Linked DNA regions of Mus musculus: region 2 is linked to region 1. The links are chromatin loops, found by intact Hi-C in ENCODE. Cell type or tissue: gastrocnemius. All regions are shown on one strand. Links, peaks and the distances in the headings refer to the core of each region. The heading gives the core; the rest is flanking DNA.

Region 1 (2,913 bases), core at 115-2,614:
CCTTAACACCTCCATTTGGTGTCTCAAGAACCGCTTGGCCTCTGCAGAGGGTTGCAGCCACCTGTTTCTGTCCGGCCTTCTGTAGCTTTAGGTAGGTCATCTCACAAGGTCTCATAAGGGGGGCTCAAAGCTCACTTCTTATCCCCCTGAGCACACGGGATGGAAGTCGGTATACTGGTAGGAAAAAGCCAGTACACCATTGAATCATTGCAAGGTGCAAAACCACGTAGGCGATATAATTCTAGAAAAATGTGTCTGGGTGATACCTTAGTGCTGGCTTGGCAGAGGTAACCCTGTCTCTGTGAGGGTGCCGACGAGCAGATCTCTTGGCCTTGTTACCCAACCAGGTGTTGCTAATTAGAGAACCCCAGGCCAGAGAGAGATTCTATCAACAAACCAGGAAGCCAACTGCCAAAAATCCCAGAAAGCCAACAAGGTTGACCTCTGGTTGCTACACATACCAGTACACACGCGCGCGCGCACGTGCGCGTGCGCACACACACACACACACACACACACACACACACACACACCCATACAAAAAGGAACCAGAATACAAAAATGCTTTGACACACAGATGTATTTTTGCTAAGTTCATTGTATATTGAAAATACAGGAAGCAGAAAGGAAGTGTGTTGGTTGTGGCTAACCTATTGGACACCCCAGCCTTGCTTGTAGTCAGCAGCTCCCGTCTTGACCACCGGGCTCACTGGGAGCTGTGGGCCAGTAGTGTGGAGAGAGACTTAGACTATACATTGATAGCCTAGGGAGAGTCTAAAACAAGATCCGCAGTACCGTCTCTCAGGTTTGGTTTCTTGCGATGTCAGACCATTGGGACTTAGGGCTGCCTGTCCTGTCCTGTCCATGTCTTTTAAAAGGTCAGTCACACTGAGAACAGAAGAGTTTCTTTCTACGTGTTGAGTTGTGCCCCGAACCCCGTTCATCTGCCGATGTTGCAATCTGCCACATTCTTAGAATATGACTTATTTGGATATATAATCTTGAAAGAAGTTAACTGAGGTTATTTGTTTGGGCTGTAATTAATCTGACTCTTAAATAAAATTGTTTATTTTGATGGTATGTGCACGTGTGTTTTGCCCGTATACGCGTACCATGACCATGCTTGGGCCCCACGGAGGCTGAAAGAGGGCGTTGGGTCCTCTAGAACCAGAGCTACGAATGTTTATCCCCTGTGTAGATGCTGGGAATTGAACCAAGACTTGTAACCACAGAGCGGTCACTCCGGGTCAGGACACAGAAGAAAAACCCTGTGAAGTTGCGGGAAGACTTGAGCCACTAGCCAATGAGAGGCCTTAGGTTAAGAAACCAGCCCTGTGCATTCATTAATTCTAGAGTTTCAGTCCCAGATTGTGAACAAGAGTATTTTTATTGTGCGAGCCATCCAGCCTGGGGATCTTTGTTAAGGCAGCCCTAGGAAAATCATTCTGTGGACGTCTTCGTAGCTCCTTTTCTATTAGGGAACAGTGCCCTCTGCTGGTTATTTATGGTACTGACTCAAAACGAATGAAATTCATGTGACAACTGTGGAGAATGGGGAGGGGGCTGCATTTAGATGTTCTCTACAGAACTCTCTCTCTCTCTCTCTCTCTCTCTCTCTCTCTCTCTCTCTCTCTCTCTCTCTCTCTCTCTCTCTCTCTCTCTCTCTCTCTCTCTCTCTCTCTCTCTCTCTCTCTCTCTCTCTCTCTCTCTCTCTCTCTCTCTCTCTCTCTCTCTCTCTCTCTCTCTCTCTCTCTCTCTCTCTCTCTCTCTCTCTCTCTCTCTCTCTCTCTCTCTCTCTCTCTCTCTCTCTCTCTCTCTCTCTCTCTCTCTCTCTCTCTCTCACCACTGGGCTCAACAACATATTCATCTTCAATCAGGTGTTAAAATATGATTTCTCCTCTTCCTCTGGGTTCTCAATTGATACAAATTTAACAAATCACAGACAGAAAATATTTGAAAAGAAATTATGTCTGGGCTGGGGAGATGGGCAGTGTGAAACACTCTCTGTAGGAGTGTGAGGACCAGAGTTCAAAGCCCCAGCGTCCCTGGGGAAGCTGTACACATGTGTGTCCCAGTGCAGGCATGCAGGGCAGGCAGATCCCTGGAGCTCACGGGCTGGGCAGTCTAACCAAATGCCTGAGTTCTAGATTCAGCACAAGACCCTGTCTCAGAGGCATGAAGAGGGGTTGAGGGAAGCCACCTGACGCTGACCTCTGACCTCCAAGCTCGTGTACCCACAGCCTCCCTCAAACAAACAAATAACCACTCTCCTAATACCTTCTTGTAAAACTACAGACTTTCACCTTGTCTGTTGCTCCAAGGGATAGTCTGTAAGCGCCGGGTTTTCCAAGCAGAAAATGCTGTCTGGCTGTGGCTTATCATCACCAACTCTCCCTGAGCCCCTGAAGGTCAGGGTCCATCATCAAGGTCAGAGACAAAACTGGGAGCCAAACTCTAGAGCATTTCACATAAAAGGCTAAGCTTTCCTCCGACCTCAGCTTCCTGCTGTTTGTGGGAGCAGCGGCAACCGAGCCGTTTATTTTCCAAAGCCTTATGGTGAAAACGGAAAACATGGCGAGTGCTCGGCTAACCTCTCACACCCTTCTGGCTTTCATTTTTTTATTTATCTTTTTTAAAAAAGTTAATAGTGATGGAAGGGAACCGCTCACAGCTGGATTTCAGATGTTCAAGTCATTCAGCTGTCCCAACAACCTCTACAGAGCCGCTTTCTGTCTTTCAGCCTGTGTCAGACATGGCACAAAGGGCAGAGAATGCCCTTTCCTGGATACACAAGAGAAATCTGACTCAAGCAATGAGGGGTTAGCTTATCCAGCCTTGGCCTCCAGAGCTGTCTGTCCAGGAGTAAGTCTGGCCAGCCTCAACCCCCACTGTCTGTCCAGTAGTTAGTCTGTC
Region 2 (2,913 bases), core at 94-2,593, 100 kb before region 1:
TTGTAAAGAACCATATGAATGAATAGTAACTCAACGTCTGAAGCAGTTGTAGATGTTTCTTTTTAAGGAAGATGCCGTCCTACTACGATGGCTTCCTCCCGTGATTAACTAATGTGTATACCAGGAGGACAATGGGAAACAGGTCAGGCCAGTGAACAAAAGGTCGTCTTTATGGTGACTTTTTTGTTTTGTTTTGTTTTTAACAACCCGGTGGTCTGATCAGATTCTTACTGGTTTGACATTTCCTGCGTGCGTTCATATAAACAGCGGAAGTGTCAGTTCTGCTGTTAACAGTGTCATGTTTAAGTTTCAGTTCATTTGCAGAAATGTTGTCTATTGCATGAGCATTAGATTAGCTACAAATAACAAACTTTTGAACAACAGTCTGCCCAAGTTGTGGGTAGACACTGTAACAGACTCTAAAGGGAAACGGCAGAGAGCTGGCGGCACAATTGTTCCCGGAGGACTTCCCTTCCTGTGGGGGTGTCACACAGGATGGCTTGAAACCTGCTGACACTTGAGACTGAATGGACATGCAGGTGCTAGGCCATATGTCAGATATTAATATATCTCTTACCTAATGATGCAAATCAAATTTCATTGCACCCAAGTGACCCCCCCCCTTTTTTTTCTTCGAGACAGGGTTTCTCTGTGTAGCCCTGGTTTCCTGGAACTTACTCTGTAGATCAGGCTGGCTTTGAACTCAGAAATCCACCTGTCTCTGCTTCCCAGGTGCTGGGATTAAAGGTGTGCACCACTGCTGTCCGGCTCAAGTGAACCCCTTATTTCAACAGGAATTATAGCCTGTGTGCATCCTGGCTGGAAGCAAGATGAGAGTCACCTGAGCAGATGGATCTATGTGAAACTTTGAGTTCATTTTCCCATGGTGCTCTTCCCTCATCCCAGCAGGCAGTCCATGTGAGTGACAGCCAAGGGTAGTAGTGGGGAAGCAGAAATATTCAGTTACTTTGACAAAAAGGGATATGTGCAGTGACAATTTTGGAATTTTGGCTTCTTTGAAAAACACAGGAAAATTATAAGAATGTTTTCTTCTTAATCCTGGGTACAGGATATGGGGCTGCTTCAGACTGTCTTCAGCAAGTAACCACAGTTTGTCTCATGTGCTAGCAGGAGCATGATCTTGCCAGCTGCAGATAGTTTCTGCGATTGTTTGACCTTTGGCATTCTGGGGAACTTTTCAGAGGGAATATAAATGCTAGGCCCCCAAGAAGGTCAATGGGTTGTTGGTTGGTTGCTGTTGGTTGAGGTTTGTTAAGTAGGAAGAGATCATTTTTCTGCTTAGAAGGGCCCAGGTGAGAGCTGGTTCTTCTATACAAAAAAGGATATCGAATGCCTGTGGAAAAAAAAGTCAGTCCACAGCCTCAGGTGGGCTGCAGTTTAGGGCCTGCGCTCACACCTAACCTCTCCCCAGCACGTCTCTCATCTTCTGTTCATTTTAAAGGTTTTCTTATTTATTTATGTATATGAGTATGTTGTCGCTGTCGTCAGACACCAGCAGAGGGCGTCAGACCCCATTGCAGATGACTGAACTACCATGTGGTGGCGGGGACTTGAACTCAGGACCTCTGGAAGAGCAGTCGGTGCTCTTAATCCCTGAGCCATCTCTCCAGCCTCACTTTTCTCATTTTCAACAGGTGCTTCCCTACCCGGCTTCTACTTTCTTGAAAGATGTAAGCAATGCACCGATTAGGTCTCAGTTCCTTAACACCAAACTGCCCATCCTTCTATCTTCTAGTGAGCAGACTCCTTCCTCTGCAGGGTGGTTCCCCAGTGCTGAGTGTGCCCCCTCACCCTACTCCCATCATGTCCTCTCCATCTTGTTCCGTCTCACAGACCAGTCAGCCTTCTCCAGCTTCCCAACTAAAAGGGAAACATCTTCTCCAGTCCTTCCAGAGGCCATCCTTCCTATCCGTCATAAGCAAATGAGCTACCATTGTCCAAAACAAAACTTATTTTTTAAAAAAAAAGATTTATCTTATGCGTATAAATGTTTTGTTTGCATATATGTCTGGGCACCACATATGCACCTGGTACCCAAGAAGGTCAGAGGAGCGTGTCACATCCCCTGAAACTGGTGACACAGATGTTTGTGGCTGCTGTGGGTTTTAGGAGAGCCTCTGCAGGAGTAACCACTGAGCCATCCCTCCAGACTCACTATCTTTATTTTTCAATGTCCCATTTATTCCTTAGCCCCTTAACTCAGCCTTTCTGTTCCCACCATTTGCTTGCTTTGATCTGGGCAAGATTACTAGCCAACTTCTAGTGTTTAAATCCACTAAATTCTTTACAATGTTGTCTCAAAGCTTTATTTTTATTTTTAAATTTACATTTAGCCCCCCCCCCTCCCAGCATGTGCTGCCGACAGAGGACAACTCATGGGAGTCCCTTCCCGTGGTTTTCCCTGCGGCACCCTGACTTCTGCTGAGCTGATCTGTGGGAGAGAAAGGAACGCCAAGAGGCTGCCTCCCTTTGCCTCCTGCCTGTATTGTCACAGAAAGTGAATGGAGGCTTGGCAGCTGCTTCAGTCTGGCTGGCTGCTCTGATTATTGCATGGACACCTCTGGCTGGCACCCAGCAGACCCTTTCTAGTTGAAGTAGTATAGCAAATTATCTTGTATTAATTTTGTGCCCATGGCTCCTTGAGCTTGGATCTGTGGGTTTACCGTTTCCCATAGGAAACTATGGGCCATTTCTTTTTTCTTTTCTTTTCTTTTCTTTTCTTTTCTTTTCTTTTCTTTTTAACTTTCAATTCATTGTATCTTTAATAATCTGGTATGAAAAGAAAGAAAGAAAGACAGAAAGAAAGAAAGAGAGAGAGAGAGAAAGAAAGAAAGAAAGAAAGAAAGAAAGAGAGAGAGAGAGAGAAAGAAAGAGAGAAAGAAAGAAAGAAAA

Evidence for each region. Hi-C counts contacts between places; a loop is a spot of excess contacts. Peaks named below come from ENCODE experiments on the same cell type or tissue, not always from the same donor. Only the 100,000 strongest peaks of a DNase experiment are listed, where the experiment ranks them.
Region 2: it touches region 1 in a loop (3-fold over the local background); 10 of 42 quality-filtered maps call a loop at or near these places.

The regions. Positions count from the first base shown.
Region 1 is chr16:91,357,208-91,360,120 of GRCm38, reverse strand. No RefSeq gene overlaps it. Among named protein-coding and RNA genes, the nearest start is that of Ifnar2, 14 kb to the left of the region's middle. In gastrocnemius, for the core only: a CTCF peak has its summit at 1,491 (motif pointing left); a DNase peak (open chromatin) is centred at 1,463; H3K27ac peaks cover 391 bases.
Region 2 is chr16:91,458,785-91,461,697 of GRCm38, reverse strand. No RefSeq gene overlaps it. Among named protein-coding and RNA genes, the nearest start is that of A930006K02Rik, 4.9 kb to the left of the region's middle. In gastrocnemius, for the core only: a CTCF peak has its summit at 1,505 (motif pointing right); a DNase peak (open chromatin) is centred at 2,525; H3K4me3 peaks cover 424 bases; H3K27ac peaks cover 1,132 bases.